Linked DNA regions of Homo sapiens: region 1 is linked to region 2. Evidence: read pairs that join two places in POLR2A ChIA-PET (ENCODE). Cell type or tissue: PC-9. All regions are shown on one strand. Each heading gives the region's core, and the rest is flanking DNA. Links, peaks and the distances in the headings are about the cores only.

Region 1 (12,567 bases), core at 3,618-8,617, 140 kb before region 2:
CTCTGGCTCTCAGGCTGGAGCGCAGTAGTTCCATCACGGCGCACTCAACCTCCCACCTCAAGTGATCCTACCACCTCAGCCTCCGGAGTCACTGGGACTACAAGCGTGCACCACCACCATGCCTGGCTGATTTTCGTGTTTTTTGTAGAGATGGGGGGGTCTCGCCATGTTGCCTAGGCTGGTCTCGAAATCCTGAGCTCAAGTGATCCACCTGTCTTGGCCTCCCAAAGTCCTGGGGTTACTGGCGTGAGCCACGGCACCCTCATAATTTTTAATGTGTATTTTGAGGGACTGTTGTGATCTTCCCTTTGAATTCTCATCTCCTTAGACGGGATGGAGGATCAGGAGGATAGTGGTTCTCCCACACTCTGTGGAAGGGTAGAGGACCATCTAACCCTTCCTGTACTCTGTTAAAAAAAAAAAAAAAAAGCATAGAGCTGGGTGCGGTGGCTCAAACCTATAGTCCCAGCATTTTGGGAGGCTGAGGCAGGTGGATCTTTTGAGCCCAGAAGTTTGAGACCAGCCTGGGCAATGTGGTAACACCCTGTCTCTACAAAAAAATACGAAAATTAGCTGGGCGTATTGGTGTACACATCTATAGTCCCAGCTACTTGGGAGGCTGAGAGAGGAGGATCACTTGACCCCAGGAGGTTAAGGCTGCAGTGAGCTGAGATCGCGCCATACTCCAGCCTGGGTGACAGAGTGAGACCTTTCTCACAAAAAAAAAAAAAAAAAAAAAAAAGGCTTAGAAACACCCTCAGATCAGCACTTTTACGAGTAGCATTTTTTCTCTTTGTTTGTTACATAATGAGACCAACATGCATTTTGTAAAACTAAGTGTGTGTATTATTTCTTAAGGGGACCTCTGGGACAAAGACTGAGTACCCTTAAATGCGCTATGATGTCTGTCCTTCCATTTTTGAAGAAAATTGCGTTAGGCAGGACAATGAGATTGAAAGCCATTTCCTCAGACAGCAAGTCACCCACTTGTCAGATATATTGTCTGTGCCAGGGCCTGCGTTTGACAGGATGGCGCCTACCACAGTGAGTGCGGTATAGCCGTCCTCCCTTATTTGTGGTTTCACCTTCTGAGGTTTCAGTTACCTCTGGTGATCTGAAAATAGGTGAGCATAGTACAATAAGATATTTAAAGAGACCACATTCATATAACTTTTATTACAGTATATCATTACAGTTCTTTTTTATTATTGGCTTCTGTTAATCTCTTACTGTGCCTAATCTGTAAGTTAGACTTTTTCATAGGTATGTGTGGGAAAAAAGCAGCTTGTATAGGATTTAGTATCATCTGAAGTTTCAGGCACCCACTGAGTGCCTTGGAACGTATACCTGTGGATATGGGGAAACTGCTGTACTCTATAAAATACTTGACTATATAGACCAGACTTTCTCCAACTCAGCAGAGCTGACATTTGGGGCTGGATCACACTTTATTGTGGGGAACTGTTCTGTGCCTTTTAGGATGTTTATAGCAGCACCAGTTGCCTTAGTTGTGATAAGGAACAATGTCTCCAGGCATTGACAAATGTGCCCTTAGGGCAAAGTTGTCCGCCGTCGAGAACCACTAGTGTATCCCATTGAATAACACAGCCCCTCCCCTGAAGGAGCTCGTAGAAGAAGGGGTGCTTAGTCCTAGCTGGGGGAGCCAGGTCTCTTTAATACGGCCCCTTTCTCGGAATCCTCTTTCCCTCATTGCTGTTGGATGGCCTCTCATCAGCTGCAGCGCCCACCATTCTCCTCCTGGGCAGTGTCTTCAGCTTGTGGTGCTGCTTTTCACCTGAGTGGCCCCATCTCCCCCACTGCCCTCTAGGGTGGCCTCTACAAGGTGCGCACCCTATCTTGCTCATCACATTTTTCCTGCTGTTCTCCTCATGGCGAGCGTCTGGCATGCGAGGTGCATGCCAGAGAAGACCTCACAAGGAAGGTGATTCTTGGGCAATTCAGGCAGAAGACCAAGAAGGTATTAGAGGAACAGCAAATAATTAATGTATATACGTATTGAGTTAATGAATGTTGGCTGGTGCCTGGAGACGGGATTGGAGAGCCAGCCAGGGTTTGAGCTGATCTGAACTTGACCTCCATGTCACAGGCAGAGGGGTCCCCGCTTCCCCTTTCCCTGGCCAGCTCTGATTTTGTGTGCTGTTTTCCTGTCATGAGAGTGAATGATAGGAGTAGTCGGGCCCTGTGGAAAGAGGACTCTGAGCCAACAGCCAAGGCTCTTGACCCTGACTCTGCCTCTTAGCAGCTGCATGAGTGGAGGCCACTGGCCATGGAGCCTCAGTTTCCACAGCGGACAGTTGAAGGGCTGGATTTTCAGCTGAAATATCATTAAAGCTGCGTGAGTGGAGGCCACTAGCCACGGAGCCTCAGTTTCCTCAGCTGACGCTTGAAGGGGCGGATTTTGAGCTGAAATATCGTTAAAGCCTGTTTCAGCTCCAAATTTGCGTCTTTCTGACCAGTTTCTTAAGTTTTCCTCCTTTAGCCTGGGCAATATAGTGAGACCCCTGTCTTTTCAAAAGAGAAAAAAGAATTAGCCAGGCGTGGTGGCACGCACCTGTGGTCCCAGTTACTCAGTGGGCTGAGGTGAGAGCATTGTCTGAGCCCTGGAGGTTGAGGCTGCCATGAACTCGGATTGCGCCACTGCACTCCAGCCTGGGCAGCCTGAGGAGCAGATTGAGACCCTGCCTCAAAAAAAAAGTTTTTCCCCTCCAAGACCTGGTGCCAGCCGGGTGCGGTGGCTCACGCTTGTAATCCCAGCACTTTGGGAGGCTGAGGTGGGCGGATCACCTGAGGTCAGGAGTTCAAGACCAGCCTAGCCAACATAGGGAAACACTGTTTCCACAAAAATACAAACATTAGCTGGGCGTGGTGGCATGCACCTGTAGTCCCAGCTACTCCGGGGGCTGAGGCGGAAGAATCGCTTGAACCCAGGAGGCGGAGCTTGCAGTGAGCTGAGATTGTGCCATTGCACTCCAGCCTGGGTGACAGAGCGAGACTCTGTCTCAAAAAAAAAAAAAAAAAAAAAAAGCCCTGTGCCAAGTATCTGAGGTAGCGGACAGGGAGCATGTGGACACTAGGATGCTCTGTTTTCACTTCAAGTAACCCACTCCCAGCAGACTGGCTTGGGGCATTACTCCTCTTAGCATAGGCAGCAATGAATATGCTCCAGGATTTGAAAAGGTGCCTCGTGTCAAGCTCTGCCCCTCAAAGTTGTAGCTTTTGTGGCTCAGGTAGTGAACTAACTTAATGTCTCCTAAAATTAACTTCATCCTTTCTGATTGACGTCAACCCAGCGGCCACTGCATTTGGTCAGCATGCATTCAGTGTGTGAGAGTTAATAAACTGTTTCTTTTTTTTTAAATTGGCATTAAAAAAATTCTAGTCCTTTTATTTAGTCCCAGTTTTAGAATTTTTTTTTTTTTGAGACGGAGTTGCGCTCTGTCGCCCAGGCTGGAGTGCAGTGGCGCGATCTCGGCTCACTGCAAGCTCCGCCTCCCGGGTTCACACCATTCTGCTGCCTCAGCCTCCCGAGTAGCTGGGACTACAGGTGCACGCCACCACGCCCGGCTAATTTTTTGTATTTTTAGTAGAGACGGGGTTTCACCGTGTTAGCCAGGATGGTCTCGGTCTCCTGACCTCGTGATCCACCGGCCTCGGCCTCCCAAAGTGCTGGGATTACAGGCGTGAGCCACTGTGCCTGGTGCCCTACCTTTCTTAATGTGGACATCTTGCATAACTACAGGACATATTCAACACCAGGAAACAGACACTGGTACACACCACCAGGCATATTCAGATTTCGTTAGATCGACATGCACGTGTGTGTGTGTGGTTCTATGCAGTTTAGCACCTGTAGCTTTGTGTAACCGGTTCCCTACCTCAGTCAAGATACAGAACTATACCATCATCACAAAGCTACCCCTTATAGCCATACTCCTGAAACTAATCTGTTCTCCATCTCTGTAATTTTGTGGGCTCAAGGATGTCATATAAAGGGAATCACATCATATGTGATCTTTTGAGATTGCTTTTTTCCCCCTCAGTACAGTCCCATCGAGGTCCATTCAGGCTGGTGCATTGATTGACATTGTATTTGAGCAAAAGATACCGAGAAAACAAAATAACTGCTGAAATTGGGGAAACAAGACCATAATTATTTGCTATTTATTCAGTTATTTTGGAACTTTCGTTTGTTTTTACACAAATGACATATCTGCAGAGGAGAGTTGTATCTAACTTAGTGAATGCATGTCTTTATGCATTGCTGTTGACATGCCAACACTAGAATATTGTTGGAGAGACACAGCACTGCTGAAAATGTTGTCAGGCTCTGAGAATTGACTGCAAAACAATCAGGACTGCAAGGAAAGGGAAGAAGTGATAAGTCCTTTTGAGACCGGTCAGTTTGCCAGGAAAACAACTTCAGGCAGGAAATGACCATTTTTATTTCTCTACATGTGGTGCTGGTGTGGTGCAGATGCTTGGAGGCGTTTTCTTTAACCCCCCCAGGTCCTCACATGAAGGGGAAACAGATGGAGAGATGTTATTAGCAAGATGGCAAAAATGAATTTCCATGGTCTTGAAGAAAGTGATACAGTTTTGCTGCAGGTTTCACGATAAATTAGAAAAATTATCAGTGCTCTGCTCATTGTGGTTGGCATAAAACTTGGTCCCTTCCATTTCTTGTTTTTTTTTTTTTTTTTTTGAGGCAGAGTCTCCCTCTGTCACCCAGGCTGGAGTGCAGCGGTGTGATCTCGGCTCACTGCAACCTCTGCCTCCTGGGTCCAAGTGATTCTTGTGCCTCAGCCTCCTGAGTAGCTGGGGCTCCGCCACCACCACGCCCGGCTAATTTTTTGTATTTTTTAGTAGAGACAGGGTTTCACTGTATTAGCCAGGATGATCTCGATCTCCTGACCTCGTGAGCCACCACGCCCGGCCAGGTTCAAGTGATTCTTGTGCCTCAGTCTCCCGAGTAGCTGGGATTACAGGTGTCTGCCACCACGCCTAGCTAATTTTTGTGGAGACGTGGTTTCACCAAGTTGGTCAGGCTGGTCTCGAACTCTTGGCCTCAAGTGATCCACCTGCCTCGGCCTCCCAAAGTGCTGGGATTACAGGCGTGAGCCCCTGTGCCTGGCCATTTCTGTTAACTTTCTTGAAATTAGATACCCTTTGAATTGTGTTTCAGTGGGACTAAAGTTAAATTTTATTTGTTCATGCAATTCCAGTTATGGAGTCATAAATTAGATATGGAGAAACTGAACACTAAATTTTAAACTCTGCTTAAACTTCAGTATAAAAATTAAACATAAAGTTATACTGATTTTCGTGCAGACGAGTGAAGATCAGCATCAGAATTGGTCAGTCTGCTTTTGCATTTCTTAAATAACCTTCACAGTTAAAAGCTCATTTTGTCCTTTTGACTGTACATTCCTAAAAAGTGCTGACTCTTAGAAAAGAATGCTCTCCTTGCATGTCTTCTTTTGCATGCTTCTGCATAATGTGTGTTCCTTAGAAACCAGTTTAGGAAATGTGTCATGGTGGCTATGGAGAGAAGGAAGGAAGTCCTTGCTCGGGTTGAATTTTTCTTGCCAAGGTTGGTGGTCACTGCTTCTGGGACACCCTGGTTCTCTTCACAGTGTTTTCCGTCTGGCTCCTCTGAAGGTCAGGATCACTTTCTTTTATGACAAGTTGAAGTGTCCTGGTGGTGAACATATTTTGTGCCAGATACTTACTATTACTTCTCTTTCCTCTTAAAATGAACTGTTACTTTTGGTAACAATCTGTGTCAAGATTTTGTAGTAGAAGAGTTCCTGGAAAGGCTGTCAGTGAAGGATTAAATGGCATTTCCTTGGCTCTTAAAAAAATCAAATACGCCGGGCGCTGCGGTTCACGCCTGTAATCCCAGCACTTCGGGAGTCCGAGCCAGGTGGATCACCTGAGGTCGGGAGTTCGAGACCAGCCTGACCAACATGGAAAAACATGTCTCTACTAAAAATACAAAATTAGCCAGGTGTGGTGGCACGTGTCTGTAATCCCAGGTACTTGGGAGGCTGAGGCAGGAGAATCACTTGAATTTGGGAGGCGGAGGTTGCAGTAAGCCAAGATTGCGCCACTGCACTATAGCCAGGGCGACAAAGTAAGACTCCGTCTCAAAAACAAACAAACAAAAAACCCCAGAAATGAACAGTTTTTACCAGGCCACATGATGTCCCAGACTTAGATTATAAAACCACATTTGCTGATTCTGGCAGCATGTTCCTTCTTCAGAACCTTCCTGACTTTAGCTTGAAAGCTGAGCTGGTTGAAACGTCTTGAAAAGCAGTATGTGCAGTTTTGTCACGAGAGAATTTCCGGGTGGGTGGGATAGGTTGAGGTGGGTGTTCCCGTGTAGAAGTGGGGGCTGAAGCTGTGTGGTAAGATGAGCTCTGTGCTTGGGACAGGGTTGTAAGGGTCTGGCCAAGACGCATAGAAGAAATAGCATGTGAGTAGGAAGCAGCCCTATTTTAAATAGCGCCCTGGAGACTTGAATTGGGAAGAGGACCAAGAAGAGTGTGAGGCAGTGAGATGCCCAGCACCAGGGTGGGAGAGGCGAGTTCCAGTGACTCGTGGGCACTCAGGAGCGGGGATGACCCCAGAGACACAGGGAGCTTGGAACCATGCTTCTGTATTCAGACATGACTTTCTGCCAGCTTTGCACGCTTTTTCCTGAAACATTGTTGGCAGAGGGGAACTTGTATCTTCTGTTCAGTTGATTCTCGATTTTAAACGTTTGTTGCCTTTTGGAGCCTGCACTTCCCCTTACCTGGTGATTGGAGTGTGGGAATGGTTGGGGGTATCAAGGCTTCAGCAGGCTGGGAAGGTGGCAGGAGCACAGGGTGCCAGGGGTGGGCTGAGGGGCTGGTGGGTGCTCCGGGATTTTAGGAGGAGTGCTGTGCCCACAGCTGCTGTGTGTCCCTGAGGCCAGGGAAGTCCTGACTCCCATGCTAGGTTCTTTCTGCCCCATGTAGCTCCCTCAGCGCCCCCACCCCGATACCTCAGGAAACTCCAGGTCGAAACTCCAGGTCGAGTGGCAGACCTCCTGCTGGGTGCGTTCTTAGGAATAACACTTCTAGCCGGGGGTTTGGGTCAGATCCTGATTCTACTCTCCTTTGTTTCCCACTTTTAAATTTTTTATATTTATATTTAAAATTTAGAGACAGGGTCTCACTATGTTGCCCAGGATGGTCTTGAACTCCTTGGCTCAAGTGATCCTCCCCCATCAGCCTCCCAGAGTGCTGGGATTTATAGGTGTGAGCCACTGCGCCCAGCCCTTTCCCACCTTTTCAAATTGTAGCCCTGTCGAGAGCCTGGAGTCTTCATCTTTGCCTGAAATTCAGACTCCGAGTTGTGATGGTTTTGTGTTCATCTCTGTGCTTGGCTTCAGGATACTCCCCATTTACCTTTCTTCTCACCCACCCTAAGCTTTGGTGTCTGTCTACGGGTTTGCTTAGAAGTGTAGAGACCAACAGCCAACATGGGGTGCCTGGCTTTTGTTTTTGCGTTGTGGGGTGTTTTTCTTACCTTTAAAATCCCTCTGATGGCAGCACAAGGGTGTAATGAGGATTAGTTATTTAGCATATCTAAAGAACTTTGAGCTCCTTAGGGCAGGCGGCACTGTATTAGGATTTATGTTTTGCTTTTTCTGTGGACCGCCTTTGTGTTTCATGTAATGTAGCTGAAATAGCAAGTACGTGTTTCTTTTCTTTTCTTTTTTTTTTTTGGAGATGGAGTCTCATTCTCTCACCCAGGCTGGAGTGCAGTGGCGCAATCTTGGTTAACCGCAGCCTCTGTCTCCTGGGTTCAAGCGATTCTCCTGCCTCAGCCTCCGGAGTAGCTGGGATTACAGGAGCGCACCACCATGCCCGGCTAATTTTTGTATTTTTGGTAGAGATGGGGTTTCACCATTTTTTTTTTTTTGAGACTGAGTCTTCCTCTGTTGCCAGGCTAGAGTGCAGTGGTGCGATCTCTGCTCACTGCAACCTCTGCCTCCCAGGTTCAAGTGATTCTCCTGCCTCAGCCTCCCGAGCAGCTTGGACTACAGATGCGCGCACCACCATGCCCGGCTAATTTTTGTATTTTTTTTAGTAGAGACGGACTTTCACCATGTTGACCAGAATGGTCTTGATCTCTTGACCTTGTGATCCGCTAGCCTCGGCCTCCCAAAATGCTGGGATTACAGGTGTGAGCCACCGCGCCCAGCTGGGGTTTCACCATTTTGGCCAGGCTATTCTCAAACTCCTGACCTCAAGCAATCCACCCACCTCGGCCTCTCAAAGTGCTGGGATTACAGGCATGAGCCACTGTGCCTGGGCGGTTTTGAATTTTTAGTAGAGACAGAGTTTCGCCGTGTTGGCCAGGCTGGTCTTGAACTCCTGACCTCAAGTGATGCGCCTGCCTTGGGCCCCCAAAGTGTTGAGATTACAAGTGTGAGCCACTGTGCCCGGCCAGTTTTTTTTTTTTTTTTTTTTTTGAGATAGAGTCTCGCTGTGTTGCCCAGGCTAGAGTGCAGTGGTGTGATCTCGGCTTACTGCAACCTTCGCCTCCCGGGTTCAAACAATTCTCTGTCTCAGCGTCCTGAGTAGCTGGGATTGCAGGCACCTGGCTAATTTTTTGTATTTTTAGTAGAGACGGAGTTTCACCATCTTGGCCAGGCTGGTCTTGAACTCCCGACCTCGTGATCCACCCGCCTTGGCCTCCCAAAGTGCTGGGAATTACAGGCGTGAGCCACTGCGCCCGGCCTATTCCTTTTTTTTTTTTTTTCCCCCAGGCGGAGTCTTGCTCTGTCTCCCAGGTTGGAGTGCAATGGCACTATCTCGGCTCACTGCAAGCTCTGCCTCCTGGGTTCATGCCATTCTTCTGCCTCAGCCTCCCGAGTAGCTGGGACTACAGGCGCCCACCACCACGCCTGCCTAATTTTTTTTTTTTTTATTTTTAGTAGAGATGGGGTTTCACCGTGTTAGCCAGGATGGTCTCTATCTCCTGACCTCGTGATCTGCCTGCCTCGGCCTCCCAAAGTGCTAGGATTACAGGCGTGAACCACTGCGCCTGGCCTTTTTTTTTTTTTTTTTTTTTTTAAAGATATAGGGTCTTGCTGTCGCCCAGGCTGGAGTGCAGTGGTGTGATCACAGCTCACTGCAGCTTCGACCTCCTGGACTCAAGCAGTCCTCCCATCTCAGCCTCTTGAGTAGCTGGGCCTACAGGACATGCCACCACACCTGGCTAATTTTTTAAATAAATAAATAAATTAGTTATTTATTGACAGGGTCTCATTCGCATTGCCCAGGCTGGAGTGCAATGTTGCAATCATAGCTTACTTCAGCCTTGACTTCCTGGGCTCAGGTGATCCTCTTGCCTCAGCTTCTTGAGTGGCTGGGACCACAGCCACACCTGGCTAATTTTTAAAAAACTTTTTTGTAGAAATGGGGTCTTGCTTTGTAGCCCAGGCTGATAACGAACTCCTAGGCTTGAGTGATCCACCTGCTTCAGCCTCCCAAAGTGCTAGAATTACAGGTGTGAGCCACCACGCCTGGCCTGGTTTATTATTAGATGCTTGACGTTGTGAATTTCACCTTCTTAGAGCAGAATATTTTTGTGTTTCTTTTAATATTCTTGAGCTTGGTTCTGGGAGGAGGCTAAGTACCTTGGGAACAGTGTGATTCCTACAAGGCAGCACCACCGCAGCCTGTAGTCTGGGGCTAGTTTTACCTCACTCGAGGCAGTGTCTTCTCTGAATGCTTCTTGAGGCCGTTGTTTGATGTGGTTTTTCCTCCGGCTGCTGGGCCTGTGCTGCGGCAGGGGCTCTTCTCTCCTCTTTCCTGAGACTCTTCCCTCTGCTCCAGGGAGTTTCCTTTATTTCTATTTAATGTATTTATATTTGTTTATTTATTGAGATGGAGTCTCTGTCGCCCAGGCTGGAGTGCAGTGGCGCGATCTCAGCTCACTGCAACCTCTGCCTCTGGGTTCAAGTGATTCTCCTGCCTCAGCCTCTGAAGTAGCTGGGATTACAGGCGCCCGCCACTATGCCTGCCTAATTTTTGGATCTTGAGTAGAGACGGGGTTTCACTATATTGGCCAGGCTGGTCTCGAACTCCCGACCTTAGGTGATCCGCCCGCTTCGGCCTCCCAAAGTGCTGGGATTACAGGTGTGCGCCACCGTGCCCAGCCTATTGTTATTTACCACTGACCACAGCGCAACACCATTGTCCGTCTCCAGAAAGAGGCCTTCAGTGCCGTGAGCGCATGTCAGATCTCTGCCATCTTCTCAAAGCACACTTTGAACAGTATCTTTTAAAAGTTCACTTTTGGGGCCAGGCAAGGTGGTTCATGCCTGTAATTCCAGCACTTTGGGAGGCTGAGGTGGGAGGATCTCTTGAGCCTAGGAGGTTGAGGCTGCAGCGAGCCACGTTTGCGCCATTGCGCAGCCTGGGCGACAGGATGAGACCCTGTCTCAAAACACCACCACCAAATTCACATTAGCCTACAGTTGGGCAAAACCATCTAACACAAACCCTATGTATAAAAAAGGATTGAATATCTCATGTAATTTATTGAATACTGTATGAAAGTGGAAAACAAGGTGATTGGGCACTTGATGTACGATTTCTACTGAGTGCGTGTTGCTTTCATGCCATTGTAAAGTCAAAAAATCGTTCAGCTTCACCATCACAAATTGGAGACTGTCTATACTTATTTACAGATAAGGAAACTGTGGCGTGGAGAGGTTGTCAGTTAGCCTAAGTCCCGGAGCTCCCGAGAGGTGGAGCTGGAGCTTGAACTGTGTCGGTTTGCCCCTGAGATGCCTGCCTGCCACCTTTCTGCCTCTGATTGCCTGGAGCACCAGGCAGCCAGGTTATGCTTCTGCCTGGAGGGAGCAGTCTCATTTAAAAACAAGAAACAAAACGCATGCTTATTGGTTTGTCTTTCCTGTGACTTCTCTGTGCCCCTTTGCATTTGATGAGTCACTGGGGTGTTGCTTTATGATGGTGACAGACCCTCTGTTGGGGCCTCTCACCTGGGTCGCCTGTGTGCCGGCTGGTGCCGCACGAAGGCCAGCCTTTCCTTACAGATGCTGCCTTGGCTACACCGACCCTCCCTGTGGCTTCTCCCATCGCCTGAAGTCCCCACCAAACCCCTATACGATACTGAGGTTTTAAAGCTTTTGAAATTATGTTTATCCCGTTAACCCCTTGTAGTTTATTTTCTTGTGAGATGGGTCTCCATCATTCCTCGCATCGATTACCAAATATGTTCTAGAACATTTATGAGGTAATGCTTTTTTCTCCTTGCAATGCATCGTCAACTGTATTCTCAAATGTTTGTATGTTTTTTTTTTTTTTTGAGACAGAGTCTCACTCTGTCCCCCAGGCTGGAGTGCAGTGGCGCGATCTTGGCTCACTGCAAGCTCTGCCTCCCGGGTTCACGCCATTCTCCTGCCTCAGCCTCTCGAGTAGCTGGGACTACAGGTGCCCGCCACCACGCCTGGCTAATTTTTGGTATTTTTAGTAGAGACGGGGTTTCACCGTGTTAACCAGGATGGTCTCCATCTCCTGACCTCGTCATCTGCCCGCCTTGGCCTCCTGAAATGCTGGGATTACAGGCATGAGCCGCTGTGCCCGGCCCAAATGTTTGTATGTTTTTACAGACTCCTTCTGTGCTTTCTAGTCTGTTCTATGAAAATGTTGATATGTTTATTTTTAGTTATTAGGAAGTAACTGGGCAGGTCTTCCTAATAGCGTTTATTCTTGTGACTTTCTTGTCTAGGCTTGTCCTTACTTAAATGTTTTAAAAGATTAAAAAAGTTAAAGAATGTAGTTTAAGGCCAGGTGCGGTGGCTCACGCCTGTAATCCTAGCACTTTGGGAGGCCGAGGCGGGTGGATCACGAGGTCAGGAGTTTGAGACCAGCCTGGCCAATATGAAACCCTGTCTCTACTAAAAATATAAAAAAATTCCCTGAGTGTGGTGCTGGGCACCTGTAATCCCAGCTACTTGGGAGGCTGAGGCAGCAGAATCACTCGAACCCGGGAGGTGGAGGTTGCAGTGAGCCGAGATCGCACCATTGCACTCCAGCCTGGTGACAGCAAGACTCTGTCTCAAAAAAAAAAAAAAAAAAAGGTTTAAGAAGTTAATTATAAAACATTGCCCCTGCCTTGCCCACATTTCTAAACCTGAGTGAATTATTTTCATTTTATAGCTGTTTCTTCTTAAAAATTTACTTTAAGAATGATTGCTTTTTAAGTCTAAATTGTGTGTTCCTACTATTTATGGGTGTTCTTTCCCCCATTTAGTCATTACTTATTGACTTTTTTTGAGACGGGGTTTCGCTCTGTTGCCCAGGCTGGAGTACAGTGGTGGGATCTCGGCTCACTGCAACCTCTGCCTCTCAGGTTCAAGTGATTCTCCTGCCTCAGCCTCCCGAGTAGCTGGGCTTACAGGAGCCTGCCACACTCCCGGCTAATTTTTTGTATTTTTATTAGAGACGGAGTTTCACCATGTTGACCAGGCTGGTTTTG
Region 2 (16,255 bases), core at 4,872-9,871:
ATTTTTTTAAGACAGAACCTCTCTCTATCACCCAAGCTGGAGTGCAGTGGTGTGATCTAGGCTCACTGCAACCTCTGCCTCCTGGGTTCAAGCAATTCTCCTGCCTCAGCCTCCCGAGTAGCTGGGACTACAGGCAACTGCCACCACCCCTGGCTAATTTTTGTATTTTTAGTAGAGACAGGGTTTCACCATGTTGGCTAGACTGGTCTCGAACTCCTGACCTCAGGTGATCCACCCGCCTCGGCCTCCCAAAGTGCTGGGATTACAGGCATGAGCCACCACGCCTGACCACATCCTCCCGTATACTTTAAATCATCTTTATATCATGTTAAAATTTCTATTAGGGGCCAGGGTCAGTGGCTTACGCCTGTAATCCCAGCACTTTGGGAGGCCGAGGCAGGTGGATCATTTGAGGTCGGGAGTTTGAGACCAGCCTGGCCAACATAGCAAACCCCTGTCTTTATTAAAAATACAAAAAAAATTTAGCCAGGCATGGTGGTGTGTGCCTGTAATCCCAGCTACTCTTGTGGCTGAGGCAGGGTGCGGTGGCTCATGCCTGTAATCCCAGCACTTTGGGAGGCTGAGGTGGGCAGATCACCTGAGGTCAGGAGTTCAAGACCAGCCTGGTCAACACAGCAAAACCCTGTCTCTACTAAAAATACAAAAAGTAGCTGGGTGTGGTGGTGGGCGCCTGTAATCCCAGCTACTTGGGAGGCTGAGGCAGGAGAATCACTTGAACCTGGGAGGTGGAGGTTGCAGTGAGCCAAGATTGTACCATTGCACTCCAGCCTGGGTGATAAAGCAAGACTCCATCTCAAAAAAAAAAAAAAATTAAAAGCAGGTCTTGAAAAGATATTTGCACACTCATGTTCACAGCAGTTGAAGCCACCCAAGTGCCCCTTGACAGATGAAGGGATAAACAGAATGTGGTCTGTCCTTACAGTGGAATATTATTCTGCCTTGAAAAGGAAGGAAGGAAATTCTGACACAGGCTACAATACATAGATGACATGAGGCCGAGTGAAATAAGCCAGACACAAAAAGACCAACACGGTATCATTCCACTTATTTGAGGTATCTCAAGTTGTCAGATTCATAGCAACAGAAAGCAGAATGGTGGCTACCTGAGGCTGGGGGAGAGCGGAGGGTGTGTTTAGTGGGAGCAGAGTTTCAGTTTAAGAAAAATGAAGGTGTTCTGGAGCTGAATGCTGGTGATGGCTGCACAGCATGGTGACATAGTCAATACCACTGAGCCACGCACTTAAGACTGCGTAAGATGAGAAATTCTGTTATGTGTATCTTTCCATAATAAAAAGTCCCAAAAAATCAATTGTATCTCTCTATATTAGCAATAAATAATTGGAAATGGGAACAAACAATATCATTATAACGGTACAAAAATATGAAATACTTAGGGAAAAATCTGACAAAGGATGTGAAAGACGAGTACGCTGAAAACTGTAAACCATTGGGAGGGAAATTAGAGACCTGCAGAAACAGGTATGTACACCTTGTCCATGGGCTGGAAGACTCCATATTGCTAGGACGTAAGTTCTTTCTAAACTGATAAATATATTTAATGCAATTTCAGTCAAAATCCCTGCAGGCTTTTTTTTTTTTGGTAGAAACTGACAAATTGAGACTAAATTCAGAGGGAAATGCAGAGGACATAGAAGAGCCAACGCAGTCCTGAAAAAGGGGCAAAGTTGGAGGAAACTGAAACATTGGCTGGGATTGAGAACTGTTACAAAGCTACAATAATCAAAACAGTGCAGCATTAGCATAATGACAGACAAATAGGTCAATGAACAGAGTAAAGTCCAGAAACAAATTCATGTGTATATAAACAATAATTATTTTTTCTTTAAAAAAATTTTTTTTTGAGACAGGGTCTGACTCTGTCACCCAGGCTGGAGTGCAGTGGCATGATCTCAGCTCACTGCAACCTCTACACCCTGGGCTCAAGTGATCCTCCCATCTCAGCCTCCCCAGTAGCCATATAGGCACATGCCACCCCACCTGGCTAATTGAATTTTCAACAAAGGAGCAGAAGTACTGCAATGAAGAAAGAATAGTCTTGTCAACAAATGGGGCTAGAACAATTGGATATCCATACATAATAAGACAAACTTCAAGCCATACCTCATACTACATATAAAAAATTAACTCAAAATGCATCATGGAAAACCCCAAACTATAAAATTTCTAAAAGAAAACATAGGGGAAAATATTTGTGTGATCTTGGGTTAGGCAAAGATTTCCTACATGTAATACCAAAGGCAAAATTTATAAAAAAGTAAATTGATCAATTGGATTTTATCAAAATTTTGAAACTCCTACTTTAAAAAACACTATTGAGAGAATGAAAAGACAAGCCACAGACTGGGAGAAATATATCTACAAAGGATCTCTCCAATAAAGGACTCGTATCTAGAATACATAAATAATGTTTAGATCTTAAAAAGAAACCCACCCCAATAACCCAATAAATAATGGGCAAAAGATTTGAGTAGGCGTTTCACTAAAGAAGACATATGGGGCTTATAAGCCTGGGAGTAAACTGACTTTTTTTTTTGTAAGAAATTAGATATCCTAAGTTAAACAGTCACACAAGGATGTGAGGAGAAAGTGCTTTGACAGGAATTGCTATACTAGTCACAAGTACATTACCAAAGATTTCTCTATAATGGATTTAATATTTAAACACAGCACCCAGTATTTGTTGAAAAAGCAAAACTATATAATAGGGGTTTTTAAAATAATTTTTTTTTTGAGACAGTCTCACTCTGTTGCCCAGGCTTGAGTGCAGCAGCACGATCTTGGCTCACTGCAACGTCTGCCTCCCGGGTTCCACTGATTCTCCTGCCTCAGCCTCCCAAGTAGCTGGGATTACAGGTGCGCCACCACGCCTGGCTAATTTTTGTATTTTTAGTAGGGATGGGGTTTCATCATGTTGGCCAGGTTCATCTCAAACTCCTGACCTCAGGTGATCCGCCTGCCTTGGCCTCCCAAAGTGCTGGGATTACAGGTATAAGCCACTGTGCCTGGTCTAAAATAAAGTTTTTTAAAAAGTGAAAAAAAGAAGACATATGGATGGCAGATAAGTGTATAAAAAAATTCTTAACATCATTAGTCATTAGTGAAATACAATTTCAAGTAATAATGAGACAACATCACACACTTACTGGAGCGGCTAAAATTAAAAAGACTGACCATCCCAAGTGTTGACAAGGCTGTGGGGTAACGGATGTCTCATACACTGCCGGTGGGAATGTAGAAAGGTACAACCACTTTGGAAAGCAGTTTAGCGATTTCTCAAAAAGTTGAACATAGACCTACCTGTCTGATCCAGATACTCCACTCCTAGGTATTTACCTGGCAGAAAAGAAAGTGTATGTCCACACTAAGATTACACAAATGTTCGAAGCAGTTTTGTTCGTAGTGGCCTCAAATGGACAATGAGCCCAGTGTCCATTAGCAGGGAATGAATGAGCCCAGGAAGGAATGAGCTATTTACACAGCAATGCTGGATGCAATCTCAACATAATTATGCTTAGTGAAAGAGACCGAAGAATGCATACTGTATAGTTCCATTTACACAGAATCCTAGAAAATGCAAACAAATCTGCAAAGTCCTAGAAAATGCAAACAAATGCCATGGAAAAGAAACCCTGGGTAGCTCCCGAGTGGGGAAGGGTGGGAGGGAGAGATTCCAAAGAGGTGTAAGGAGCCCTGTGTGGGTGATGGGTGGGGACATATTCATCCTGATTGGGGTGGTGGTTTCCCAAGTTCAACCAATTTATGTCAAAACTGACCCAATCATACACGTAAACATGTGCGGTTTATTGTATGTCAATTCTAACTCAGTTAAGCTGTTTTAGCCTGTGTCAACGCACTTTCCTGACCAGTAAATCCTAAGTGTTTTCCTTGTTGCCACATAAAATCCTAGTCATAATTTATAGTGGATGCATGTTATTCTAGAGTTGTTTGGCTCTTAGAGATTTAAAATTAATCAGAGAAATATATTAGAGCCCAAACTATAGTGACAGTAAAAAATGACCAGTGCTTGCCAGGGATTTGTGGGGAAGGATGGAATAGCTGAGACACAGGGCATGTGTTAGGGTGGTACAACCATTTTGCATGCTACTATCCTGGTGGATATTTGACACTCTACATTTGCAAAACCCAGAAAACTTAATAGTGCAAAGAGTGAACCTTGATGTACACAAACATAAAAATATTCAGGAGGTTGAGGGATGCCACAGATGAAATGCGGAATGTGGCAAAACAATCCAACTGTATTTCAAATGCATGAAATAAACTCACAGAAGGGGGCGGGGGTGGAGGGATGTTGAAGGGCCCTGACCTTTGGGCACTTCGGCAAGGAGCAAGGGGGCACTGAGATTCCTGCCCTGGGGCTACGACACCACCCAGGAACCCCTGATCTTTCTGTTACTTATGACTGGGGTTTCTCCAAAAAGCAACAGTCTCCTTTGCAAAAAGTGGCCACACCATTATCAAGCGGTGGACAGTGTAAGTTTGGGGCTGGGAAGATTCTCTGGGACCACATTGCAGCTCTGCCATTCTTGGGCTGGGTGAGCCGAAGGAGTGCTTTCACCCTCTCTGAGTCTCAGTTTCCTTGTCTATAGGATGGAGTGAGGTGAGTGCCTTCCTCCCAGGGTTGAGGGCTCCAGTGAGGTGGGCCTATAGAGCAGTTGGCCTGTACTTGCTCATCATGAGCTCTTGTGAGGTGGAGCCCTGTGGAGCTGCCACAGAAGGTGAACTCCAGTACCAGGGAGATTTCATTTGTCCATCCTTTTACCCACCCACCCACCGATTAATCCATCATCCACCCACCCACCCACCCATCCACCCACCCACTCATCCATCTATCTGTCCATTTGTCCATCCATCCATCCATCCATCCATCCATCCATCCATCCACTCATCCACTCATCCATCTCTCCATTCATCCATCCACCTATCCAGTCACTCACTCACATATCCATCTATCCATCCATCCTTTCATCCATCCATTCTTTGACCCATCCACACATCCATCCCTCCATTCATCCATGCCTCCATCCATCCACCTATCCATTCACTAACCCATCTATCCATCCATCCATCCATCCATCTATCCATCCATCCTTCCATTCACCCATTCATCCACTCATCCATCCATCCATCCATCCACTCACCCACCCATTCATCTATCCATCCATCCACCCACCCATTCATCCATCCCTCCCTCCCATCCATCCATCCCTGACCCATTCATCCATCCCTTCCATCCATCCATCCATCCATCCATCCATCCACTCACCCATCCACCCATCCATCCATCCCATCCATCTACCCACCCACTGACCCATTCATCCATCCTTCCCTCCCTCCCTCCCATCCATCCATCCTTTCATTCACCCATTCATCCATCCATCCACCCACCCACCCATTCATCCATCCATCTAACGATCTGTCCCTCCCTCCCTCCATTTATCCACTCATTCACCCAGCCAACCACCCATTCATCCATCCGTCCACTCATTTACCCACTCATTTATTGATCTATTCATCCATCCATCCATCCATCCATCCATCCATCCATCCATCCCATCCATCTACCCACTGACCCATTCATTTCCCCTCCCTGCTTCCCATCCGTCCATCTATCCATCCATCCATCCATCCACCTGCTGACCCATTCATTCCCCCTCCCTTCCTCCCATCCATCCATCCATCCATCCATCCACCCACCCACCCACCCACCCACCCACCCACCCACCCAGAAGCAAAGTTATTGAGTGCATCTGCTGTGAGGGTGGCCATGGGGGGCCCACATGGGCTGCTGCCCTTGCAGCATTCGGAGCAGGATGGCCAGCAAGGGTCACACAGTGTGGCCAGGGTGGTGAGAACAGTGTTCAGTGTGAGGATGTGACACCTGGACCAAGTCTTGAGGGGCAAGTGCCCCAGGGTGTCTGGACTCCTGAAGCACAGCTATCCACCTGATGGCCCTGGCCCTGGGCTGCCCTTTCCTCAATGGAGCCTGCCCAGTGCCCGCCTGCCCAGCAGAGGCCTGGACTGGTTGAGGCCTCTCTTGATCCCTCACCTGAGAACAAACGCCTCTGTGTGCTCACTTGCTCACCCTCCACACCTCACAGAGCAGTGGCACCAACATCCCGCCTTTCACCTCTGCAGTCCTTGGGAGGTGAAGTGCACACCTCCAGGTGTCTCCGAACCTTTGGAGCCCCAGAAAGTGGACATGCTTGGGGTGTCTGAGTCTGCCCTGGAGAGCTGGACGTGACTGGTGTTTTATTTGCCCTCCCTTGAATCCTCAGATGCTCACCTGCCAGGGTGTAGGTCTGGGCCTTGCCACTGTGTCCCTGTGTGGGGCTGGGGTTGGAGCTGGGGTCCTCCTTGGTGTCCAGAGGGCTGAGAACCACGGCTTCTCTGGGTGTGCTCTCCATCTGCCCACCAAGGCAGGGCCAGAGCTGTGGCGCTGGGGTTGGGTGCCAGCCCCCACCACCCTGGTTAAGCCCAGTTGGCTGGGGGCTGGGCAGCCTGGTGCTGGCAGGGTTGGCTGTGGCAGGATGGCTCTGGCCTGCAGAATGGGTGTGGGCCAGCCTGGCCTCTTGTGTCCTGAGATGCTGGCCTTGAGATGGAGACACAAGATGCTCGGTGACTCAGTTTCCCCTTCTGTAATGTGAGCTAATAATCAGACCAACCACATAGGGACATGGAAAAATGGCCCCAGATGACACATGTGACTGACATGTGGGCAGCCTGCACTTGCTGGAGGCCGACATTTCAGTAATCAGCAATGGGGGCCACGTTTGGACCAACACAGGATGTAGGGAGACAGGGGCTGCCACGTGGGGATACCTAGGGCTGCGGTGTGGGCGGGTGGAGTGCTCTCCAGGAAAGCAGGCTCTGTGACTGGTCTCCCGCCCCCGTGGGAGAGGTATTGGCCACATGGGGAGTGCTTGCGGGGGTGGGTGGTGATACTCCAGGGAAGCAATCAGTGGGGCATGGGCCATTACTTCAGGCAGCCTAGGGTGGGCCTCAGGCTGGAGACCCCCGGAGGCCATCAGGAGGCAGCACGTCCTGGAGGCAGCACGTCCTGCTCCTTGGAGGACCAAGGTCTTTTCTTTCAAGGCCCTGCACTGATTGTGTCAGACCCACCTGCTTCGCCAGGGTCACATTTAAGAAGTCCCTTCACAGCAGCATCCAGCCCGGCGCCATGCCAAAGACTGGAGCCATGGCCAGACAGGCCGACTCACAAAGCCACCGTTCGAGCGACCGGGACGTGTGCAGGGGACGCACCTGCTGTCTTTGGCTCCCCCAGCAGCATAGGGGTTCTCTCTTCTCGCCCCCTCCCCAGCCTCCTCTTCCCCTTCCCCTTCCTCCTCCTCCTTTCCCTCTCCCTCTTCCTCCGGTGGCTCTGACCCCCACATGCCCCTCACCCGGGCTTCCTGGTGAGTCAGGTTTGTGGATACACAGTAGGGGGGCCGTCACTTCAGGTGCCATGTGACGTCAGTGCTGCCTCCTCCCTGCAGTCACTACTGCAAATTCCATGCAGCCGTTGGCAACAGTGTCTTGTCACGGTAAACATGTTGGGCGTGGGCAGGGTGGGGAGAGGCTGGGGGGGCCAGGATGCTGTCTGTGTGGGAAGCTGTACTCCAGGATGCTGTCTGTGTGGGAGGCTGTACTCCAGGATGCTGTCTGTGTGGGAGGCTGTACTCCATGCAGCCTCGTTCTGAGTCCCAGCCGGGGCCTGAGGCTGGGGCAGCCTGACATGGGGCTGGGGATGTGGGCTCCTGGCTCAACTGTGTCCGGCCCGCCGTTGGGTGGGTGGTCATTCCCACCACTGCCATCATGTTCTTGTCACAGAAAGCAGAACCGACAAGCATTTTCCTCGGAGTGGTCAAAGCCCCCACTCTCTCCCTCCACCAGGGTCCCTCGAACCCCATGGGAAAGCCACAGAGTGGCGATGGGGTCCCAGGGCAATACGGCTGCCCACTCTCCCACTCTGCACTTGCTGGAGGCCGACATTTCAGTAACCAGCAATGGGGGCCACATTTGGACCAACACAGGACGTGGGGAGAGAGGGGATGCAGTGCTGTGGAACTGCCTGGCCCCCATCGCCTCCACCACCACAGTAGATGCTGCGAATCTGGCAGTGGGGACCGGCTGAGGCTTGGAGGCAAAGAGGCTGGGGACACTCTCGCTTTGGGGGTGCCAGTGACTCCATAGTCGCCCCGGCCTGATGGAGCCCTCACTGTCCTCTTCCCCAGAACAGCTCCCTTTCCCCGTTAGGAATGGGGTTCAGCTCTCTGCACCCTGCCCCATGCAGGGCTGCCTGTAACCTCAGACAGGGCTCCTACCTGGGACCTTGCCATGGGCCAAGAGGGGTGTTGGGGTCAGACCCCTGAGCCTGGGAACCACCACTGCCCGTCCAGAGGGGACACAGGGTCAGATCTAGGGGACCTACCTCAGGCTTCAGGGCTGGAGGGGCTGTGCTGGGCAGCTTGTGCTCCGCTAGGATTCCTCCAATCCCCCCAGGGCAGGGGGAGCCTGGCCTGGAAAATCTCTGTCCTGAGGCCCGCCTGGGGCATGTCAGGGTCAGGGGACTGCAGTTGGGGCCGTCCTTGGGTTTCCCCAGGGCTCAGTGCCAGTGTGCGGAGGCCCACACCAGGAAGTGAACAATGATCTCCTCTGGCCTCGCCCAGCTGGCTCTGGTTTCCTAATCCCCGGTCCTCCTGGCAGGGGCCACACACTGAGCTTCCTCCACGTGCCCAGGTCCTGGCAGGGAGCGCAGACCCTGGGGCCTGGTGCTGGCGGGCACCGCAGGAGGGCGGGAGGGGCTTCGTCCCAGGCCCTGGGTCTGGGCAGCAGGTCAGCCAGGGAAACAGGCTTGGTGCTTTGGGCCCCGAGTCTCTATAACTGTTGGGGTGAGTCCCTCCCCACTGCCATCATGCTGCCGGCATGTCCCTGGCATGTTCAGGCCAAAGCCAGGAACTCAACTCAGGGCCCCTCTCTATTTTCAGGAGGAGAAAATTGTAGAGAGAGGGGAGGGCCCCCAGACCTCAGTTTACCCACTGGCGACACAGGGGTGCCTGCCTGTGCCCTCCCGGGCCGGGGCAAGCAGTGGTGGGCCCAGTGGTCTCGTAGTCTGGGGTCGGTGTGAGTTCCGGTTCTCCAGGCTTTTTTCCAGACAACTGCTGGGATTGGTGGGCGAGACCAAGGCTCATCAAAGGCACAGCCTTGGGGGCAGGATCCCCACCATGAGTCAGAGGTAGTTCTGGGGAGCCTGGGCAGGCTGTCACCTCCTCAGCTGTCAGGCCCGAGGTCCTCATGTGGTCCCCAGGAGAAGGGGCAGACGGCCACTTCCGGCCACCAGCCAGCTCCCTGTGTGCCTGATTCCGTAACATGTCCCCTGGCTGGGCATGTACTCCCCAAGTTCTAATTACATGTAACTGCAGAGAAGGGCTCAGCCTGGGAAAAGGATGGGCATAGGGGGTGGTTGGGGGCTGGGGCCTCTGACACAGCTCCATGAGCCCGGCCAAGAGTCCCACACAAGTCAGTGGCCCCCCCGGACCCTGAAGGATCCCACATCCTCCCTGCCCTCGGGGAGGCCCCTTTCTGGGGTCAGGCCTGGAAGCTGCCCCAGAGCTTGGGCCCCAGGAATGGGTTGGTCCTCCCAGCGTAACGTGAGCCTGATCAGGCCTGGGGACCTGCTCAGCGGGTGTCTGGGGGCCCATGGCGGGCTAAGGAGCCTGACCAGACTTGCTTCTGGCAGGACACCCCTCCCCCGGCCACCCTGGGCTCGCCCCTCTAGTAGCTGCATGTGTTCCCCGGGTGTGTGTTGGCATTCAGGCTACAGGGCTGCCTCATCCTGAAGAAGGCTGCGTTTACCCAGGGAGCCATAAAGAGATGACCTCCGATAACCTGAATCAATATTTCCCCATTGGGGCTCGGGCCCCCGCAGCTGTCTTCTTGATCATCTGGCAGATGCCACACCCACCCTTGGCCCTCCCCTGCCTTCCTGCCCTCCTACCCTCCTGCCAGGACATATAAGGACCAGACCCCTGCCCCCGGGCGCAACCCACACCGCCCCTGCCAGCCACCATGGGGCTGCCACTAGCCCGCCTGGCGGCTGTGTGCCTGGCCCTGTCTTTGGCAGGGGGCTCGGAGCTCCAGACAGGTGAGAGAGCAGACACAGGGGTCTGGGGCCTGGCAGAGTGTCCTGGGGGCAGGGCGAGGCGGGCGGGCAAGTCGCGTCTGGGAGGAGGAGCTGGTCCCAGAGTGCAGCCTGCGCGGCTCTGCTGAGGCTCCTGGCCCGGGTTGGTCCCTGGAAGCCCCCGGCCCTGCTGACTTTCAAGGAGCTGGAAGGTCGGGGCTCCCCTGCTATTCCTTTGGGGTTGACTGCCCGACGACAGTGTGGGTCTTGGGGCCAGCACCAGGTGGAAACAGCAGGTCAGGCCCCAGTGAACTGGGTCATTGTCCATAGGGGAGGAAGGGGTGGCCAGGATCCCACCAGAAGGCCCCATTCTCAGGTGGCAGAGACCCTTGAAGAGTTGGGGCAGCACAGCCCTTGCTGGGGAGCGGGGTGCCCAGAATGCCCTCTCCTACATCCCGCTTGGCACCCGGCCGCACTCCTCACCAGGCCGGGGGTAGAAGCCCTGAGACCCCTGTGGTGGGGTGACCAAGGCCCAGCAGAGGGCCCGAGGATAGGAAGGAACCTTTCCCGGCCAGGGGCCCTGTGCTGGGCTCGAAGCTGCTTCCAGGTGCTTCTTCAGGGGCCTTCTCTCGAGGGTAGCTTGGGCAGCCTTCCCCCTCCGGGGCCACTCACCCCTCATTCCCCGCTGCTCCCTCAGAGGGCAGAACCCGAAACCACGGCCACAACGTCTGCAGCACCTGGGGCAACTTCCACTACAAGACCTTCGACGGGGACGTCTTCCGCTTCCCCGGCCCCTGCGACTACAACTTCGCCTCCGACTGCCGAGGCTCCTACAAGGAATTTGCTGTGCACCTGAAGCGGGGTCCGGGCCAGGCTGAGGCCCCCGCCGGGGTGGAGTCCATCCTGCTGACCATCAAGGATGACACCATCTACCTCACCCGCCACCTGGCTGTGCTTAACGGGGCCGTGTGAGTGTGGTCGGTGGCACCCCTCCCACATCCTAGCAACGGGGGCTGATGTTTCCCAAAGGGATATTCCTTGTAGCCCTAGAAGACCCCTTCCGCCCCAGCACACAGCTCAGGAGAACAGCCTTGAGGTTTGGGTTCAGGTCACTAATTCATTCAACAAACACTGATGAGCCCCCACCATTCCCCCCATAGGCAAGGGGTTTCAGTTATCCCTTTGCCTGTGTGTCCCTGACAGCCCCTCCCCTCGGAGCCCACCAGGCTCCGGACAGACTTGGCACCCCTGGAGGCTGCATGTCTCTGGTCCTGTGCATGGAGTGGCCGTGTGTGCCCTCCCCAGGCTAGAGTTACAGAAGCCGGTGCAGGGGGCTGTGGGACCCCCTTCCCCATCCCCAGCTATTGCTCCCCTATTGTCTCCAGAACAATGAGGCCCTGTAAGTGCGTTCCCATCCAGCGCCTGCCCCTCTTCTGCCTGGGGATTTAGTTTCCTGCAAGGCGCCCCAGCATGGGCATGGGCAGGCGGGTGGAGGCCCTCAGGCATGGGCATGGGCAGGCGGGTGGGTAGAGGCCCTCAGGCGTGAGTGCGGGCGGGTGGGTGGATAGAAGCCGTCAGGCATGGGTGCAGGCGGGTGGGTAGAGGTCCTCAGGTGTGGGCATGGGCAGGTGGGTGGGTAGAGGCCGTCAGGTGTGGGCGCGGGTGGGTGGGTAGAGGCCCTCAGGCATGGGTGCAGGCGGGTGGGTGGGTAGAGGCCCTCAGGCGTGGGCGCGGGTGGGTGGATAGAGGCCGTCAGGCGTAGGTGCGGGCGGGTGGGTAGAGGTCCTCAGGTGTGGGCGCAGGTGGGTGGGTGGGTAGAGGCCCTCAGGCATGGCACAGGTGGGTGGGTAGAGGCCCTCAGGCATGGGCGCAGGCGGGTGGGTGGGTAGGGGCCCTCAGGCATGGGTGTTGGCAGGTGGGTGGGTAGAGGCTTTCAGGCATGGGCAGGCAGGTAGAGGCCCTTGAGGACCGAGGCACAGAGGCTGGGGTGAGTGCCTCTACCTGGACCAGCAAGGGGCACTGGCAGGAGGTGGGGTAGGGCCCCTGACGTTCTCAGGGGCAGCCTGGGGGGCTCTGGGGGGTTTGGGACCCCATGGGGGGATGTTCCACCAAGCAGGGGGCCTGGAAGGGGGCTGGGCAGCCTGGTCCTCCCTCCTCTCCCAACCTGGTGCCCTCAGGGCCTCTGAGGGGGGACCCTGCCCAGGACCGTGCCCCGAGGAGGGAGTGGAGAGGAGGGGCGTGCAGGCAGGAGGTGGCTCTGCCGGGGAAGCCCGGCCAGCGGAGATGGACAGGTGCTCTTTGGCCACTGCCTATGTCCCTCCACCCCAGAGGCCGGCCAAGTTGGTGATCCCAGGGCAGGAGCTGGGCCTGGCAGAGCCATCTCCACCACCCCAGGTGCCCAGCTTCAGTCCCCTCTGGGCGGCGGGGTCCCGGGAGGACAAGCTGGGGCGGGGGGGCCTGGGTGGTGGACCCAAGAGTGACCCCGATGTGCCTCCGCCAGGGTCAGCACCCCGCACTACAGCCCCGGGCTGCTCATTGAGAAGAGCGATGCCTACACCAAAGTCTACTCCCGCGCCGGCCTCACCCTCATGTGGAACCGGGAGGATGCACTCATGGTGCTCAGGGGTCCCCGGACTCGTGGGGCTGGTGGGGGCTCCGTCAGGCCTCTGGGCAGACCCCAAGGGAGGGCAGGGAGGGCAGTGCTCTGACCCCTCACCGAGAGGGCATGGGTGGGGCAGGGCCTCGGCAGCGCAGGGCGTCGGTGCTGGACTTGGGGGGCAGCAGCAGAAGCCGACCTGGCCCTGACCCCCCCAGGCCTCAGCCTTCCCCCAAACGCACTCGGCTTCTCAGGGACCTGCCCTGCCAGGCCGCTCCCTGGCTGCTGACCCCAGCCTTCCTGCCCCACCTTCCTCTGGCTCAAACAAGCCACGAGTCTTGGGGGTTCCTGGCGGCTGTGGGCCGGGCGGGAGGCCAGCTCACCTGCTCCCTCCCGCAACAGCTGGAGCTGGACACTAAGTTCCGGAACCACACCTGTGGCCTCTGCGGGGACTACAACGGCCTGCAGAGCTATTCAGAATTCCTCTCTGACGGTGAGGCCCGGAGGGCTTGGAGGGGGCAGGGTAGGCTACGGGCCCCCAGGAGCCCTAGCTGAAGGGCCGTGCATCCCCAGGCGTGCTCTTCAGTCCCCTGGAGTTTGGGAACATGCAGAAGATCAACCAGCCCGATGTGGTGTGTGAGGATCCCGAGGAGGAGGTGGCCCCCGCATCCTGCTCCGAGCACGTGAGTCCCCTCGGTCCGGGGTGGGGGTCCTGGCGGAGCTGGCCTCTGAATAGCATGCTCACCCTGCGTCTGTCCCCAGCGCGCCGAGTGTGAGAGGCTGCTGACCGCCGAGGCCTTCGCGGACTGTCAGGACCTGGTGCCGCTGGAGCCGTATCTGCGCGCCTGCCAGCAGGACCGCTGCCGGTGCCCGGGCGGTGACACCTGCGTCTGCAGCACCGTGGCCGAGTTCTCCCGCCAGTGCTCCCACGCCGGCGGCCGGCCCGGGAACTGGAGGACCGCCACGCTCTGCCGTAAGCCCCGGCGCCTTGTGGGCAGGGGACCCCAGGGAGACCCCACGCTGGTGCTTTCCCCAAGCCCGGGTGGGAGCTGTGTCTGTGCCGGGCACCTTGAGCTGGGGGGACACTCACCGCACCGGGCACCTTGAGCTGGGGGAACACTAACCGTGCCGGGCACCGGGAGCTGGGGGGACACTCACCGTGCCGGGCACCTTGAGCTGGGGGGACACTCACCGTGCCGGGCACCGGGAGCTGGGGGGACACTCACCACGGGCACCGAGAGCTGGGGGGACACTCACCGTGCCGGGCACCGGGAGCTGGGGGGACACTCACCGTGACGGGCACCGGGAGCTGGGGGGACACTCACCGTGACGGGCACCGGGAGCTGGGGGGACACTCACCGTGCCGGGCACCGGGAGCTGGGGGGACACTCACCACGGGCACCGGGAGCTGGGGGGACACTCACCGTGCCGGGCACCTTGAGCTGGGGGGACACTCACCGTGCCGGGCACCGGGAGCTGGGGGGACACTCACCGTGCCGGGCACCGGGAGCTGGGGGGACACTCACCGCGCCGGGCACCGGGAGCTGGGGGGACACTCACCGTGCCGGGCACCGGGAGCTGGGGGGACACTCACCACGGGCACCGAGAGCTGGGGGGACACTCACCGCGCCGGGCACCGGGAGCTGGGGGGACACTCACTGTGACGGGCACCGGGAGCTGGGGGGACACTCACCGTGCCGGGCACCGGGAGCTGGGGGGACACTCACCACGGGCACTGGGAGCTGGGGGGACACTCACTGAGGGCACCGGGAGCTGGGGGGACACTCACTGTGACGGGCACCGAGAGCTGGGGGGACACTCACTGTGACGGGCACCGGGAGCTGGGGGGACACTCACTGTGACGGGCACCGGGAGCTGGGGGGACACTCACCGTGCCGGGCACCGGGAGCTGGGGGGACACTCACTGAGGGCACCGGGAGCTGGGGGGACACTCACCGTGCCGGGCACCGGGAGCTGGGGGGACACTCACCACGGGCACCGGGAGCTGGGGGGACACTCACCGTGCCGGGCACCGGGAGCTGGGGGGACACTCACCGTGCCGGGCACCGGGAGCTGGGGGGACACTCACTGAGGGCACCGGGAGCTGGGGGGACACTCACTGTGACGGGCACCGAGAGCTGGGGGGACACTCACTGTGACGGGCACCGGGAGCTGGGGGGACACTCACTGTGACGGGCACCGGGAGCTGGGGGGACACTCACCGTGCCGGGCACCGGGAGCTGGGGGGACACTCACTGAGGGCACCGGGAGCTGGGGGGACACTCACCGCGCCGGGCACCGGGAGCTGGGGGGACACTCACTGAGGGCACCGAGAGCTGGGGGGACACTCACTGTGACGGGCACCGGGAGCTGGGGGGACACTCACCGCGCCGGGCACCGGGAGCTGGGGGGACACTCACCGTGACGGGCACCGAGAGCTGGGGGGACACTCACTGTGACGGGCACCTTGAGCTGGGGGGACACTCACCACGGGCACTGGGAGCTGGGGGGACACTCACCGCGCCGGGCACCGGGAGCTGGGGGGACACTCACTGAGGGCACCGGGAGCTGGGGGGACACTCACCGTGCCGGGCACCGGGAGCTGGGGGGACACTCACTGAGGGCACCGGGAGCTGGGGGGACACTCACTGAGGGCACCGGGAGCTGGGGGGACACTCACTGAGGGCACCAAGAGCTGGGGGGACACTCACCACGGGCACCGAGAGCTGGGGGGACACTCACCGTGACGGGCACCGGGAGCTGGGGGGACACTCACCACGGGCACCGGGAGCTGGGGGGACACTCACCGTGACGGGCACCGGGAGCTGGGGGGACACTCACTGAGGGCACCGGGAGCTGGGGGGACACTCACCACGGGCACCGGGAGCTGGGGGGACACTCACCGCGCCGGGCACCGGGAGCTGGGGGGACACTCACCACGGGCACTGGGAGCTGGGGGGACACTCACCACGGGCACTGGGAGCTGGGGGGACACTCACCACGGGCACCGGGAGCTGGGGGGACACTCACCGTGACGGGCACCGGGAGCTGGGGGGACACTCACCACGGGCACCGGGAGCTGGGGGGACACTCACCACGGGCACCGGGAGCTGGGGGGACACTCACCACGGGCACCGGGAGCTGGGGGGACACTCACCGCGGGCACTGGGAGCTGGGGGGACACTCACCACGGGCACTGGGAGCTGGGGGGACACTCACCACGGGCACCGGGAGCTGGGGGGACACTCACCGTGACGGGCACCGGGAGCTGGGGGGACACTCACCACGGGCACCGGGAGCTGGGGGGACACTCACCACGGGCACCGGGAGCTGGGGGGACACTCACCACGGGCACCGGGAGCTGGGGGGACACTCACCGTGCCGGGCACCGGGAGCTGGGGGGACACTCACTGAGGGCACCGGGAGCTGGGGGGACACTCACCACGGGCACCGAGAGCTGGGGGGACACTCACTGTGCC

Evidence for each region. ChIA-PET counts read pairs that join two places held together with the same protein. Peaks named below come from ENCODE experiments on the same cell type or tissue, not always from the same donor. Only the 100,000 strongest peaks of a DNase experiment are listed, where the experiment ranks them.
Region 1: POLR2A ChIA-PET joins it to region 2 with 25 read pairs; 2 of 35 experiments call an interaction of 5 or more read pairs at or near these places.

What each region holds. Positions count from the first base shown.
Region 1 is chr11:927,099-939,665 of GRCh38, forward strand. All of the region lies in intron 1 of AP2A2 (adaptor related protein complex 2 subunit alpha 2), which reads left to right. Among named protein-coding and RNA genes, the nearest start is that of AP2A2, 7.5 kb to the left of the region's middle. RefSeq lists an enhancer at 10,691-11,603. In PC-9, for the core only: no CTCF peak of the experiment used is centred there; no DNase peak of the experiment used is centred there.
Region 2 is chr11:1,064,774-1,081,028 of GRCh38, forward strand. It overlaps LOC107987157 (a long non-coding RNA gene), which reads right to left and starts at 8,661. Exons shown (of 5, transcript XR_007062544.1): 1 at 8,492-8,661; 2 at 6,347-6,652; 3 at 3,340-3,375. It overlaps MUC2 (mucin 2, oligomeric mucus/gel-forming), which reads left to right and starts at 10,101. Exons shown (of 58, transcript NM_002457.5): 1 at 10,101-10,204; 2 at 10,878-11,148; 3 at 12,681-12,795; 4 at 13,179-13,269; 5 at 13,350-13,459; 6 at 13,539-13,749. The coding sequence starts at 10,129. RefSeq lists enhancers at 13,048-13,548, 13,574-14,115. In PC-9, for the core only: no CTCF peak of the experiment used is centred there; DNase peaks (open chromatin) are centred at 7,558 and 8,718.